Regions from separate parts of the Homo sapiens genome. Here regions 1, 2, 4 and 5 are each linked to region 3. The links are chromatin contacts, found by Hi-C or POLR2A ChIA-PET in ENCODE. All regions are on one chromosome and are shown on one strand. Each heading gives the region's core, a stretch centred on a gene start or an enhancer-like site at or near the end of the contact. The rest is flanking DNA. Distances are from core to core; before and after follow the strand shown. Region 1 holds the start of GCLM (glutamate-cysteine ligase modifier subunit). Region 2 holds the start of RWDD3 (RWD domain containing 3). Region 3 holds the start of PKN2 (protein kinase N2). Region 4 holds the start of ABCD3 (ATP binding cassette subfamily D member 3). Region 5 holds the start of PTBP2 (polypyrimidine tract binding protein 2).

The links. Hi-C counts contacts between places; a loop is a spot of excess contacts on that map. ChIA-PET counts read pairs that join two places held with the same protein, here RNA polymerase II (POLR2A). Pooled maps may share reads with other maps.
Region 1: a map of naive thymus-derived CD4-positive, alpha-beta T cell shows a loop between it and region 3 (6-fold over the local background). The contact joins the promoter of GCLM here to the promoter of PKN2 in region 3. A Hi-C loop is called at or near these places in 1 of 168 maps with a recorded cell type or tissue (naive thymus-derived CD4-positive, alpha-beta T cell) and 6 of 50 pooled maps. POLR2A ChIA-PET finds 5 or more read pairs at or near these places in 2 of 52 experiments (activated B cell and naive thymus-derived CD4-positive, alpha-beta T cell).
Region 2: a pooled map shows a loop between it and region 3 (15-fold over the local background). The contact joins the promoter of RWDD3 here to the promoter of PKN2 in region 3. A Hi-C loop is called at or near these places in 5 of 50 pooled maps.
Region 4: a map of CD4-positive, alpha-beta T cell shows a loop between it and region 3 (7-fold over the local background). The contact joins the promoter of ABCD3 here to the promoter of PKN2 in region 3. A Hi-C loop is called at or near these places in 1 of 168 maps with a recorded cell type or tissue (CD4-positive, alpha-beta T cell) and 11 of 50 pooled maps. POLR2A ChIA-PET finds 5 or more read pairs at or near these places in 1 of 52 experiments (activated B cell).
Region 5: a map of naive thymus-derived CD4-positive, alpha-beta T cell shows a loop between it and region 3 (15-fold over the local background). The contact joins the promoter of PTBP2 here to the promoter of PKN2 in region 3. A Hi-C loop is called at or near these places in 1 of 168 maps with a recorded cell type or tissue (naive thymus-derived CD4-positive, alpha-beta T cell) and 7 of 50 pooled maps. POLR2A ChIA-PET finds 5 or more read pairs at or near these places in 1 of 52 experiments (OCI-LY7).

The regions. Positions count from the first base shown.
Region 1 is chr1:93,908,061-93,910,818 of GRCh38, forward strand. GCLM (glutamate-cysteine ligase modifier subunit) reads right to left here and starts at 1,370. Exons shown (of 7, transcript NM_002061.4): 1 at 978-1,370. The coding sequence starts at 1,103. It overlaps LOC124904221 (a long non-coding RNA gene), which reads left to right and starts at 1,532. Exons shown (of 2, transcript XR_007066230.1): 1 at 1,532-2,094. RefSeq lists silencers at 784-833, 884-1,243, 1,454-1,693 and an enhancer at 1,734-1,893.
Region 2 is chr1:95,232,760-95,235,573 of GRCh38, forward strand. RWDD3 (RWD domain containing 3) reads left to right here and starts at 1,451. Exons shown (of 4, transcript NM_015485.5): 1 at 1,451-1,556. The coding sequence starts at 1,472. All of the region lies in intron 7 of TLCD4-RWDD3 (TLCD4-RWDD3 readthrough), which reads left to right. It overlaps RWDD3-DT (RWDD3 divergent transcript), which reads right to left and starts at 1,223. Exons shown (of 4, transcript NR_125949.1): 1 at 941-1,223. RefSeq lists silencers at 1,192-1,521, 1,732-1,911.
Region 3 is chr1:88,682,923-88,685,622 of GRCh38, forward strand. It overlaps PKN2 (protein kinase N2), which reads left to right and starts at 1,351. Exons shown (of 22, transcript NM_006256.4): 1 at 1,351-1,706. The coding sequence starts at 1,659. It overlaps PKN2-AS1 (PKN2 antisense RNA 1), which reads right to left and starts at 2,282. Exons shown (of 4, transcript NR_110682.1): 1 at 2,242-2,282. RefSeq lists enhancers at 1,186-1,515, 1,546-1,625.
Region 4 is chr1:94,417,043-94,419,772 of GRCh38, forward strand. ABCD3 (ATP binding cassette subfamily D member 3) reads left to right here and starts at 1,347. Exons shown (of 23, transcript NM_002858.4): 1 at 1,347-1,546. The coding sequence starts at 1,437. RefSeq lists enhancers at 536-1,327, 1,799-1,938 and a silencer at 1,089-1,468.
Region 5 is chr1:96,720,529-96,723,240 of GRCh38, forward strand. It overlaps PTBP2 (polypyrimidine tract binding protein 2), which reads left to right and starts at 1,256. Exons shown (of 14, transcript NM_021190.4): 1 at 1,256-1,344. The coding sequence starts at 1,337. RefSeq lists silencers at 1,022-1,221, 1,452-1,731.

The sequences.
Region 1 (2,758 bases), core at 120-2,619, 5.2 Mb after region 3:
TTTTCATATATTACCTCTTAATTCTCACAACAACCTGATGAGGAAGGTGTTATTATCCAACTTTAAAGTAATTTTCCAAAGTCATATAGCTCCTAAATCTAAAGATTTTGTTATTTTTTAAATACTAAAATTGTCCCATACCACCAATATGCACAATGTGCAGTGGATGACTATCCGCTCAGAAATGGCCAACAAATAGGTAACAAGTTTGTAATTCCAGATTAATCTCTGTCACCTCCAACTAGTGACTAGTCTTTTTATTTTCCAGTTTTTACAAAACTTTAATTTTTGAATTGATAGATTATATTTGTACATATTTATGGGGCACATGTGATATTCTGTTACATGCATAGAATGTACAATGATATTGTTACATGCATAGAATGTGTACTGATAAAGCATACATAGACGCACAGATAAGTGCATAAAATGTGTAATGACTAAAGTCAGGGTATTTAGGGTATTCCAAAGCCAAAATTGAGTGCTTACTCATTTGCCTCACTGCAATAGAGAGTCTAATGTCAACATTCTAAAAGTTAGGTGTACTATGAATACTACTTCATCTGAATGCACCAAAGGATAATCTCCGAAAATATTCCTTTACCTGGACAGGGTGGGGGAAGGAAGCGAGAGATGTGGAGAGAGACGGAGCGACGTCCTGGCCCTCTGTGACCTCCGTGCCAGGAAGAGGGACCCAGGATGTTTGAGAGTTTTGCTACCAGCCTTAAGCACCGAGAGAGGTGTCACTCAGTGCGCAGCTGCACCGGCTAAGTTTTTTAGACGCGTTGCCCTCGGCAGCGGGTTTGGACCCAAGGTCGCGTCGACACTGGCCTCAGCATCTGACCGCGGGCGGAGCCCAGGTGCGCGCGAGGCCCTGCCACCCTCCCTCGCCCGCGGGCGCTTCTCCCTTGCCGGAACCGCCCGGCCCCGCCCGAGGCCTGCCCCGGGAGCCCCGCGGCGAGTGTCGCCACGCTCACCTCCTCGCTGTGCGTGGACGGGCACTTCTTCCGCAGGCGGCCCCAGTTCAGCAGGTTCCCCGTCTGCAGGTGCAGGGTGCGGGCCCGCGCCAGGAGCGCCTTGGCCGCGCGGCTGTCGGTGCCCATGGCAGCGGCCGCCCAGGGGCCGCGCAGCGAAGGGGCTGCGGGCGGGCGGGCAGGCAGGCGGCCGCCCCACAGGACGCGGTGCCCGAGGCCCGAGAGAGACCCGAGAGGGAGCGCGAGGCTGCCGGCGCCGCGCGGCTGGAGCCTGGTCTGCGCTCGGGCCCGAGGGAGGCCGGACGGCGGCTGGGCGGCGGCGGGAAAGGAAGGCACCGGTGGCTGCGGCTCCGGCTCCGGCTACTGCGGCCGCAGCGGGAGAGCTGATTCCAAACTGAGGGAGCTGTTTCCTGGAAGACAATGACTAAGCAGAAATCGTAGCCGAGAAAGTGCTTCGTAACCGTTACTCATCCCGCGGCGGGGCAGGGGCGGGGCGCGAATGGGCTGCGGGACGCCGGCCCGCAAGTGACTGGCCCTTGGCCTGCGGCGGGCGTGGCGACGGGTGGTGCGCGGCGGGCGCGCGGGTCGAGAGAGCGTGGCGGCGCGGCCCGGAGCGCAGCGCGCGGCAGGGCTCCCCCTGGCGGTCAGAGGACAGCGCGAGGCAGACACCGCCTCCGCCTGGTGAGGTAGACACCGCCTCCGCCTGGTGAGGTCTCCCGGCGTTCAGGTCGCGGCTCCGCCCACGGCCGCCCCAGGGTGGGCTTCCTACACGTCTCTTTAAAGGGCAGCCTGAGCGGCCACCGGGACTCGGAAATGCTACGTAGTTTTCGTTCTCAGAAGCAGCTGTTTATGCGCAAGCGCCCCCTTCTTCTTTTCGCTTTGCTACCTTCAAGGACCTTCTCCCAAACTGCTAATTTTTCTTCATCCGTTAAAGGTCTATTGATTCACATTATTTGCTGGCAGTGTGTGAAGTCAACGAACAAGACTGAGTCTTTGCCCTTGAGACGCGTACACTCTACCCAGAGACAAGTTCTAAGCACAGGAAACAAGTAATTTTATAAGAACATCATAGGGCAGTTATTCTCCAGATGAATTCAGATTAAAGAGGACACTTGAGCCGGTGAGATCACAGAAAGCTTTTATCACCCACCCCTTTAGAGGTGGTCGAGATTATTTACCCCTATTAAATTTCACGTGTGGTGGTGGACTCGGTATAAACATCAAATTGAACATGTATTGAGCTTTCCTCAACAATCTTTCACATTCGTTGAGGTGAATCAGATTATTAAAGGCAAAATGAGATTCTCATTATAAGCGGGGACAATATAGCTATTGAAAAGAGAGATGAACCAGTTGGTAAAATGGTAAGAATTAGGGGAGGGATGGGAAAAAAGATCTTTCTAGGAAGTTAGAAATTGAGCCTGATGTTGAGTAAATATTTGTTGGCTGAATGAATGATGGTAAGAGTTCATTGAACGAGCTTGCGCTGCTTTTTTTTTTTTTTTTTGGATATTGATTTTTTATTATAGTGAAAGAGCTACCCACAAGCACCACCACTACTTAAACACATTTTGATGCACTGTAACATACAATTAACATTTGTTGTAAATAATTCCAACATATACAAAAATAGCAAGAATACTATAATGAAACCCGATATAACTATCTTCTGAACTCAAGATTGAATAAGATTTGTCTATACTTTTTGTTTTATAATACTTTAAGTTCTAGGGTACATGTGCACAATGTGCAGGTTTGTTACATATGTATACAAGTGCCATGTT
Region 2 (2,814 bases), core at 201-2,700, 6.5 Mb after region 3:
TTTCCTTTCTGTTCCGGGAAGCCAGTATCTTTTCCTTTATCAGATTCCTTTTTTACCAACAGCGGGAATGGTAATGGTGAATGGATGCAGGGTTTTAAAATCAGCCAACTTTGTTCTGACTTCCGTAGGTCAGTGACTGGAGTCACTGCCTAACAACCTAAATTCCCAGATTTATCTCATGAAATGTGATTTCTCATACAAACAAAAGTTGTGAGAACTCCATGAGCAAGACCAGCTGCTTGTGGGGACTGCCAAATTTTAAACTGTTATTTGAACAGCAAAAAGACCAGGCAAACATCCGAGAGACAGACCTAACTGCAGATAAGTCTTGTAATCTTGTTCACTATAGTCAAAACAGAATGGATTGCTTATTCTGTTACCCTATTGGTATTGCTCACATTTTAAAATTTAGGTGCTGGGCTCAAGAATGATAATTTTATTATTAAGCTTCAAGAGTCACATTGTATTGTATGCATTGAATATCACGAAATCGAAAACACTGAAAAGCTAGCGTTTACATTCTTGGATCATACCCCCAAAGGCCAAGGATTCCCACTGGCCGCTTGCAGCAGGGCTGTCTCCTGTGAAGGCAAGAGACAAACGAGGAGCGTTATGACACTTTGCTCCCAGGACTTTGGCGCACAGTTCCCATGAGTCCAGGTCCGTCCAGTCAACATCCTGAAGCCAGGACTGGCAGGTCCTGACCCTCCCTTTTTGCACCCGTAAGGGGAAGGGCCCGGGAATCTGGACCTTGTCTAGAGTCCCGGCGCCAGTACCAGTTCGGAGGGCATCCTGGAGGTTGTTACTAACCCGAGCCTCTTCCAGGCTTCCCAGGCACCAGGGTTGCTAACAGCTCCACGGGGGCGAATAATTTTGTTTATTTTGTTAACTGTGGTTATCTCCAACACTCAGTTCAGACCTGAGCCGGGCAAAGTCTCACCTTGTCTCCTGGTCACTTCCCTGCTTGTTTGTTTCTTCCTAACTCCCAAGTGTCTTTCGCCCAGTTCATCCCCACCTCAGCAGCCCAAGGCTCGGCGGGGACGGTCGGGGTTCGAAGCCTGCAGCTAAACTTAGAGGGTTCAGGCTTTGCTGGGAGGCCTCCCTGTGCTCAGAAGAGCCGGGGGTAAGCTGGGCGGTCGCCTTGGGTGCAGACAGAGGCGCAGGGCCTCGGCCTCCAAGAAAATTCCCAAACCGAGAGGCTGAGCTTCGCGTCTGTAGTTACTGAGCAGGAGCTTCTGGGCGGAACTTCTAAGGGCCCCGCCCGCCCCGTCTGCCCTGACCCTCGCCCGGACTCGCCTCGCCCACGTCCCGTTTCGCTTCGCCCCAGCTCCGTCTCGCCCCGCCCCCGTCCCGCCCGGTTGCGGAGGCGCGGGGCGCCCCCGGGTGGCCGCGGGCAGTGCTGCTCCTGGCCGGTGGAGGCGGCGGCTGCGGCAGCGGAAGGGGAAGCGCTGAGGCGGTGGGGCCCACAGCCATGGCGGAGCCTGTGCAGGAGGAGCTCTCGGTCCTGGCCGCGATTTTCTGCAGGCCCCACGAGTGGGAGGTGCTGAGCCGCTCAGGTGACTACCCGCGCGCGGGAGGGACAGGGCGCCCTCAGGGGCCACCCGCGTTCGCTTTGCGTCTCCTCCCCACCACGGAGCCTGGGCACCCCGCCTGGGCCCACGTATGGGGACCGGGTTAGTTGAATGATGGAATGACACGCCCGGAGGCCGGAGTGGTGTCGCAGCGGGCGGGAGTGTGAGGCGACCCCAGAAACACTAAGAGAGCGGCGCGGCCCACTGGGGCCTCTGCCGCCGGTCCCGCTCCCGGAGCCGGGGGCCCCTGCGTGCGCACCCCCAGGCCCTCCCCCAGCCTCCCACCCCTCAGATCTCACCCTATAAAGAAGCCTGTGCTGACGCCCCCTCGTTGTTCTGTGTCCTTCCTAAGCACTATGCCCTAGGCCCCCCCGAGAGCACTCCCCGGTTCTAACTCTACACGGGTATTTGTAGGTCTTAAGTTGCAGGAGGGCAGGGTCTGTTTGGTAATGACTCCAGGCACCTGGTAGGTAGTAGGTAAATGTTTGTTGACTGAACTTTTTCATTTATCCAGTGCTCAACCTCAACTTTATCTGCATTCTATTTCCAAGTTGATTGCTTTTCTGATACTTTTTTTTTTTTAGGTGGAGTCTCTCTTGTTGCCCTGGCTGGAGTGCAGTGGATCCATCTGGACTCACTGCAGCCTCCGCCTCCCGAGTAGCTGGGATCACAGGCGCGTGCCACCATGCCTGGCTGAATTTTATTTATTTTATTTTATTTATTTTTTATTTTTTAAGACGGAGTCTTGCTTTGTCGCCTAGGCTGGAGTGCAGTGGCGCGATCTCGGGTCACTGCAACCTCCGCCTCCCGGGTTCACGCCATTCTCCTGCCTCAGCCTCCCGAGTAGCTGGGACTACAGGCGCCCACCACCACGCCCGGCTAATTTTTTGTATTTTTTTTTTTAGTAGAGACAGGGTTTCACCGTGTTAGCCAGGATGGTCTCGATCTCCGGACCTCGTGGTCCGCCCGCCTCGGCCTCCGAAAGTGCTGGGATTACAGGCGTGAGCCACTGCGCCCGGCCTTTTTTTTTTTTTTTTTTTTTTTTTGAGACAGAGTCTTGTTCTGTCCCCCAGGCTGGAGTGCAGTGGCGCGATCTCGGCTCACTGCAAGCTCCACCTCCTGGGTTCACACCATTCTCCTGCCTCAGCCTCCCGAGTAGCTGGCACTACAGGCGCCTGCCACCATGACTGGCTAATTTTTTGTATTTTTAGTAGAGACGGGGTTTCACCATGTTGGCCAGGCT
Region 3 (2,700 bases), core at 101-2,600:
ACACATAAATAGTTGTAAGACTTGTGAAGTACACACCAGAAAAATTCTTTATCACACATATGATAAGTTAGAGTTCAGAAACTGTGGCCACAGAACTCCAGATCTTCAATACATGTTTGCTGAATTGATGTATGAGACTTGAGAAGGCAAAAGGATAGACGTTAAGTCCTGGCATCAGGCCAACAGAGTTACATGGAGCGTGTGAGAAGTACATAATGTTACACTTCCTAAGAAATATGTCAACGAATGCCCTTTCTAAGTAGCAACGTACCTAAATAACCCTTACCACTCTCTCCAGGTAGTTTTAACAAAGGTATTGTACCGCAGCTTCAAAAAATCAAAAGTTACGCGTTTACCTATCCATTCACTGCTCAGACAAAACAAAAACAAAAGCTACCTGTAGGAGACTTCGAAATTCCTTAATACCATAGTGTCATTAAAAACAAACACCTAGATTTACTTTACTTAGCTATATTTTACTAAGTAGTCAGGTTAGCTTTAATGCTTACCACGCCAAGGAAAGGTGGCTTTTTTCCTTTCCCGAGGGTAATCCCGTCCCACCTCCCCCTCCCTTAAATAAAGTTAAAACAACCCAAAAAAACCCAGCTAATTCTCAGCTCTGTACAGTTCTCCAGTACAAGCAACAGTAGTTCAACCTCAAGAAAAAGACATCTTAAAGGCCGTACATTAAAAGTTGCCAGGGATCCAGCCGCTTACATTTCATGAAAAGTACAGACCATACCCGTTTAGCTAGCTGTGCACCTTAACTGGTCGAGAAGGCGCGCTGGGGGCTGGGTTTGAGGGTGAGCAAAAGGCAAGATTATTAGTTTGGGTTGACGTGGGGGTCAAGGGGAGAGCAGAGGAATAATCTGTAAGATCTGAGTCCCGAAGCTCTTTGGGTTATGGAGGTTAGAAAAGGGCCTGTTAAAGTTAGGCCCAAGTTTCGGCAAGGTGGAACTGGGAAAAAAAAAAAAGAAAGAAAAAAAAAACGAAACCCGAAAAAACAACAGCGAGCAGGCTCCCGAGTTCTAGCGTTCACAGTGAAGCCGTTAAACGCAGCAGGAAAGTAGGCGTGTGTTTTCTTCCTCTTCCCGCCTCCCCAGAGACTCGAGCCCAGTCCTTTCCCCTCATTTTCACCCCAGCCGAGTCCAATGGCTGCCCTCGCCGCGGAGTCGGGTCGGAAGACGCCCCGCCCCCTCGCCGCGTTCGCCCTAGGGAACCCCTCCGCCCCACCTTCCCTGCCCGATGAGGGGCAGTGGCTGCCGCCGTCACGTGTGCTGGCAGCCGCCAAGTGAGGCCGCTTTTGCGACGCGGTGACAGCCAAATGGTGCGACAGGAGGAGCTGCAGCCGCGGCCGCAGCGCCCGCACGGAGAGGCTTGAGGCGGCTCCTGGCGTCGCCCAGAGGGAGCGACTAGACGAACAGTCCGGTGAGGGCGGCGAGAGGAAGCCCGCTACGAGTGCCCTAGCTCCCCGCCGCTCTCGATGAACCGGACGGAATAAGCCGCGCCTCCAGCAGGGGCTGCGCCTCCATGAATCCCTAGTTGTTTTTTTTTTTTTCTTTCTCTCCCCTCTCCTCACCCCCACCCCGAGCCCCGTCCCGCCTTCTCCCTTCGCCAGAGGCGGCCGCGTCCAGGTGCGGAGTCCATACCGGAGCGCAATGGCGTCCAACCCCGAACGGGGGGAGATTCTGCTCACGGAACTGCAGGTAAGGGCCGCGGCCCTGGTGAGAGGCGCTGGCGGAGGAGACAGGGAGAGAGCCCCGCGCGGCGTCGGGGACCGAGGAAAGCCCTGCGGCCGCCGCGCCCCTAGCCCGCTAAGTGCGGAAACTCCGGGATGTCACTCGGGAAATGCTTCCCTCGGGGAACCGCTTCCCTGGGGAGCCGGACCCTCTCCCCCGCCAAAGCCCTGGCCTGCCACCGCTTTGGTTTGATTCTGCCTACCAGAGGGGACCCCATCTCTGCAGCCCTGCTGCAGCGGGAGCCTGCTCTCGCCTGGTCCCCGGAGAGGCCGGCCCGTCGCCCCCTCCCTCGGTGTCAGAGCTACCCGCGAACGCCCCTGTTGCCCCCTCCCTTCGCGCGGCCGGGCCCCGCCCCGCCTTTCCTCCGTACACCGCTCCTTAAACTCCTTTGAATGACTCCCAAGCTGTTTTCTTGTCCCTCCCCCTCCCCTCAGACTCCGCACAAAGAGCGCCCCCATAACTTCCAGCCCCTAGACAAGTTTTTTTAAAAAACGAGTCTCACCAAATGTTTGCTTCACTTCAGCAGCCCTCTTCAGGTGACAGAGTTTCTTTCCTCTATTTTGAGGGTTATCTTTTTCTTTTCTTTTCCTTTCTTTTTTTTTTTTTAACCGAGTGATAAATACAGGGTGCCTTTCTCTGCTACCCCTGCCCAGATCCGGGAGCTCAGATGCTGATGCTTTTCAGACTTTCATTTTCCCTCTCATTTGAGCACCAGAGAAAGAGCTAATAAGTTGTTTACTAATGAGAAAGCAGTCGACTAAGGGAAAACATTGGGCACCACATGTCTGCAAAAGATGAGAGCAAAGTAGATCGCTTAGTTAAGTCATGTCGAGTAGCAATGTTATTTCCCATTTCCAGATAAATATTTGATAATGTAGGCACGATTTTCTTTAGATCTCTATGGTGTACATGGGGACTTAAGCTACCCTGTCGGGTTTTTCATTACTTGGGAGTGTTCCAG
Region 4 (2,730 bases), core at 97-2,596, 5.7 Mb after region 3:
CACATTAAATTTGTATGCCTTTTCTCCTATTAATTTTTTCTTCTATTAATCTGCCTTATGTCAGCGGTTTTCAGTTAACTTTCAGAGGGCCAAAACCTTTTGTCCCTCCAGGTAATGAAAATGTCCACATGACAAATAGTGAATTAGTAGGAGCTTCAGTTCTGCATAATTTAGAATTCACTGTTGAGCACCTCTATACGCATGCCATTATTGTACCTCGTCTTTGTGATCCTCATAACCTGTATTAGGCAACAGCTCATTTATATTGAGAAAACACCTAGGGCACAGCACCACTACTTTGTAGGCTACTTTAATATGTATGTGCATTATGCGAGGTTTTATGAGCTTATTTTCTGACACACTTGCTTTTCTCCAGTTTCCTCAGCTGAAAACAGCGATTCACTGTTACTGTATATATGCTAGGCTCAATGCTGGCGATAACAATTCCTGCAACATAGGGTCAGACAGGAGAAGAATGTTGTAATCTGCAAAGCCCTTCTGATTCTGGGAGTGAGGCCAGCATTAATACAACGCACGATTGTTACTTCTGAATGTCCCTTTGCAAAGAACAGTGTTTCTCAAACTTTTTTCTGACCAGATCTGCATACATTTTACATCGCCGCTGGCGATACATACGTGCAAAACACTGAAATCGAAATTTCTCTAAACAACTCCTTTACTACGTGATGTACTGTGAAACTTTTCTATTTTGTTCTATTCTCAATTTTATTAAAAACGGAGGGTGATGATCCCGATCTACCAAACCAATTTCACAATGCGCTAGAGATTATAACCCGCGGTTTGGAAAATACTGGCTTGGAAAAAGCTCTTTGATCTGTGTCATTCTCCTCACATCTCCCTACACCTCTGCGGAGTTCCGATTGTTTGGTTTCGTCCTGATAATCACTGTGCTGTGTTTTCCCTACACGCTCTGTGACGGGGCCGTCCGCCTCCTTCCTGGGCTCCTTTAAGAGGGTGGTAACGGTACATCACCGCGGGAGTGGAGAGGCAGGGCCCACTAGGTCGTCGCTGCAGGCCAGGCCCGCTCATCCAGTTATTGTGAAAGCCGGGGTGTGCGCGCGAAGAGTGGGAGGGTAGGGGTGAGGCAGGGGCAGCACTGACGCCTCGCAGGGCTGAGTAGCAACAGCTCCTCCGCGCCGCGTTTCCGGAGACCCTGAAGGAGTCCGCGCGTGCGCAGAGCGCGTCCCGGGAACTGTTCCGCCCACGGAGGCTGCCGAGCGCGCTCCCGCCGGGCCAAAGTACAAAGTGGGCTCCAGAGCGCGGGCGGCGCGGCGGCGCGAGCCAGGGGGCGGTCCTGCGCGGCCGGCCCCGCCCTCTGCTCTCCTCCCAGTCTCCCCCGCGCTGCGTGCAGTAAGGTAGCCGCCGCCGCCGCCGCCGCCGCGTCCCCTCGCCGGCTCGCTGGTACCGGCAGTGCCATGGCGGCCTTCAGCAAGTACTTGACGGCGCGAAACTCCTCGCTGGCTGGTGCCGCGTTCCTGCTGCTCTGCCTGCTCCACAAGCGGCGCCGCGCCCTCGGCCTGCACGGGTAAGAAGGCCCGTAGCCGTGCAGCTTTCCCGGGCTGGAGCGGGCGCTCCCCGCGCGCTCTCTCTCCCCACCCGGCCGACAGGTCTCTTTGCCCGACGGGGTCGGGCGGAGAGAGGGCCGACCGCGACTGCCGTGGGACTTCAATGTCAGGGTGTCCGCGAGTCCCCGCCACGACGGCGTCGGTCCCAGCTGGCCTGTCCGGCGACCTCGCTCCACCCCGGGAGTGCGAATTCTTCTGTGCCCGCGGGCGAACCGGCGCCCAGCCAGCACTCAGGCAGCGGCCTCCAGTTGGGGGTGGGAGGGGGATGCGGTGTGTCCCCCACCCCCTTCCCTACATCACCCCCTTCTGTGTCAACTTTCTGGGTGTGTTCTGGTTTTGCCATCTCATCTTCAGACCGTGAAGGATTTGTTTTGGGGACGTGGATGTGTGATTGAGGATGGGGATTGGATTCGCCAGGCTGGAGGCTGGTGTCTAAGTCACTTGGACGAGGTTTGGCTCGATTCCCGACTAACTGCTATTGAAAGTCGCGAGGGTGGCTTCTATGAAACTATTCCCGGTCCACTTGGCAGGATTGCCGTCTAAAGTGGTGAGCCCTTGGAGTCGGTGAACCCTTTGGTCGGTGAACATTTGGTCGGTGGCATTTCATCCGGAAAGGCTGGATCGGTTCTGTCGGACTTAGAGGGAAATGTTTTCCTTCCTGGGCTCTGTAGGTGAAAGATGAGAGTGTGGTTTAGGTGAGGATCAAGCTCCTTTTTAATGACACGCCACTGCTTCCACCGCGGGAGAATTTCAGTGCTTAGATTTAACTTTGGGAGGTTATCAGTTCAGAAAAAGTAAAAAAGAGAGAGCTGAATTACGGTTGCGACATACAGGTATGTATGTCACATACATGCAATTTTTATTTGCTGGACAAGTGAAAGAGAAAAGGCTACTTCCCAAGCGTTCTTGCCAGTCATTGAATATTTCGTATTAAATCTTGACATACTACTTTCATGAATTTTATTTCATTCATTCCTCTGAGCAGGTACTGTTGCCTCCCGTGTTTGATTTGCCTACAATATCTAATTAGTAGTAAAATTTGGGCTAAAACACAAATAGACTTCTAGTTTATAGTACCCTTTCCATTAAGTTCTTTCTAGCCGCCTTCTGTTTTTATCTTACTAGAGTCTGAAGTGATGATCTT
Region 5 (2,712 bases), core at 6-2,505, 8.0 Mb after region 3:
CAGGGAGGCCGAGGTTGCAGTGAGCCGAGATTGCGCCATTGCACTTCAGCCTGGGCAACAAGAGCGAGACTGGGTCTCAAAAAAAAAAATTCTAAAAATTATACACAATATCATTTAGTATATGAAATTCCAATTAGCAAAGGATAAGAGCTTTGCCTGAAGGAGACACAGAAAAACCCAGAGTGAGTATTGAGAGTAACTGGAGGGACACAGGGAGTATTTGTCATTTTTCAGAATTAGAAGTGCATTTGTCCTTGTGTGTGTTGGGGGTGGAGGTGAAGGGTGCAGGAGAAGGATGGGTACTGGCAAAGTCGCTACTCACTGAGCAAATTTTCAAGCGGGTGCCTTTCCCAATTTTGTTGAGCCTCTGATAAAAACACGTTGAAGTAAAATGTCCACTATAGTATCAAGTAAAAATTGAGACCGTAAGATATAGCAAAGGGAGTCAATTTGCATAGCCCATTTTAATGCTTCTACTTTCTCTAACCAATCTGAAGACTCAGTTGTTCCCACTCCCATCTCCACTTTCCCTTTCATGCCTCCAAATGTTAAACTCCAACTATTGTAGCATTTTAACACATGGCTCCATTTGTGTCTATTTCCACCTAGCGTATTGTGAATATTTTCTACAGGCGCACACTAATCACCAACTGAAGTGAGAATCACATTTTCCTCCACTTGGCTTGGTACTACAGGTCTTGAAGCAAAAGCCTGTATTTCAGTCTGAGGAGTTCTACTTGCTTGAGAAAGTACTGTTGTTACCAAGTGGTCTCGTTCAGTGGGGTAAAGATTTTTGTTTTAGAGGCTGGAGCCGGTCTGCAAATAAAAGATGGCTTAGGAGAAAAGCTATCCAATGTTTTTTCCTTGGCCCGCATAGGTTGACGGTAGCCAAGCTGGTACTTGGCTTGGAGTGAAAAGTGGAGGCTGCCTGGGGGCGTCCTGCAGTCAGGGCAGAGAGAGTGTGGAGAGCTGTTGGGAGGTGTCCCACCCACGCCCCCACAAGGAGGGGAAACCAGGTCGCCGCGGTCTGCAGCAGAACGCCAGGTTCCAGAGGACGGCAGGCGGAGGGCGGAGGGAGAAAGGCGCGCGAAGGCGCGGAGGAGGCGTCGGCTGCGGCGCCCACTCCCCCTAGTCCCAGCGCCCTGCCGCTCGCCTCCCGCTGCCGGGCGCCGGCGCGCTCGGCTCTTTCCGCCGCCGCCGCTGCCGCGCGGTGGCCCGTGCGCCTCGGCACCTTCGGCAATTTCCGTCGGGCCCCAGCCGCCATTTTCTCGCCGCTTGTGTGGCTCGCTGGCTGCGTGGCTCGGTTCTTGTGAGCGAAGCTTTGTCCGGTTCGGCAATGGACGGGTATGTAATCGGGCCGGCGAGAAGGTGTGTGTGAGAGAGGAGTTGGACCGTCCTTCGGCCCGGTCCCGGGCCGGGGAGAAACCCTCCCGCGGCCCCTCCCAGGGCTGGGCTGCCGTTACCCAACCCCCGCCCCATCGCACACACCCCTCCCTTTGCTTCCCCCGGCGGGCTTTGGTCGAGAAAATGAGAAGAAAGCGGGCTTGGAGGCTGGGGAGGCATAGGGGCGATGGCGGGGGTGAGGATCCCGGAGTGGGAGCGGGCACCGGCTTGGCGGCGGGGGATGGGGTGGGAACCCCATAACGTCTCCCCGGTCTGTCCCTGCCCCCTCTAGGAGCCATTTCGATCCGTACCTTGGGACCCGACCCTTGGGTTAGCGGTGCCTGTGAGAGCGAGTGGGATGGGCAGAGACAGGCCTTTGGATTGGGGGAGCCTCTAGGGGAAGAGGAGAGAGGCACCCCATGTGGACCCCAGCCATGAGCAACCTCTCCGGCCTCGCCCGGCCCTCCGTGGTCGGGAGAGATGCCGGTGGCGGGAGCTCCGGGGAAAGCCTAGTGGGAGCCGCTGGGGAAGGGGGGAGGGCGTGCGGCGGCGGGAGGAAGGGGGAGGGCAGATGTCATACTCCTTTGTTTTCATTTGAGTCTGGTAGTGGGGGCGGGAGGGAGGAAAAAATGCCTTTTTGTGGGGACTGAAAACATTCAAGGCTTGGCAAAAGGGCCCAGAAATTAAATCATCTAAAAAACGAAGTGTTTGAAGCCGACATCAGTCACATGGGCAAAGGCCAACAGCAATGGCAGAAACAAGAGCAGATAGTCAACAAAGGGCTATCTCTTTAGCTACTTTGGTCAGTTTCTGGAAAAACGACTATAAAAACCCAGAACCATGCTGCATCTTTGCGAACCTGAGTCAAGACGGAATGCTGAGTGAGGTGAGAGGCAAGACTGTGAAATGGTAGGGACCGATGTCTCGCTCATATGCTTCACACCTGAAAAGACTCAGTAATTTAACTCAATGTTAGAAAGGGGGCACGCTTAAGGTCAAAAATACAGCAGTATGCAGCTCTTTTGGGAGTGTAAACATAGTATCATTTAACAAGTACATTTATTAAAATCAGTGAGTATTTGAAGAATCAACAATTTGGTTAAGCGCCTAGAGTTTGGTGTGTTTTAAAAGGTACTAAAAACAAGATTTTATAAAAGTTAACACAGTCTCACAGAATTCAAATCATCCTAGATGTTACCTAAAGATTATTTTCCAGATGAAACAAATCCAGAGAAGTTCAGTATTCCCCCCAGATCAACACGGAAATTGATGTCAAAACTTGCACTAGAATTCATGTTTCCTGATTCCTGGTTCCTGTGGAGACTACTA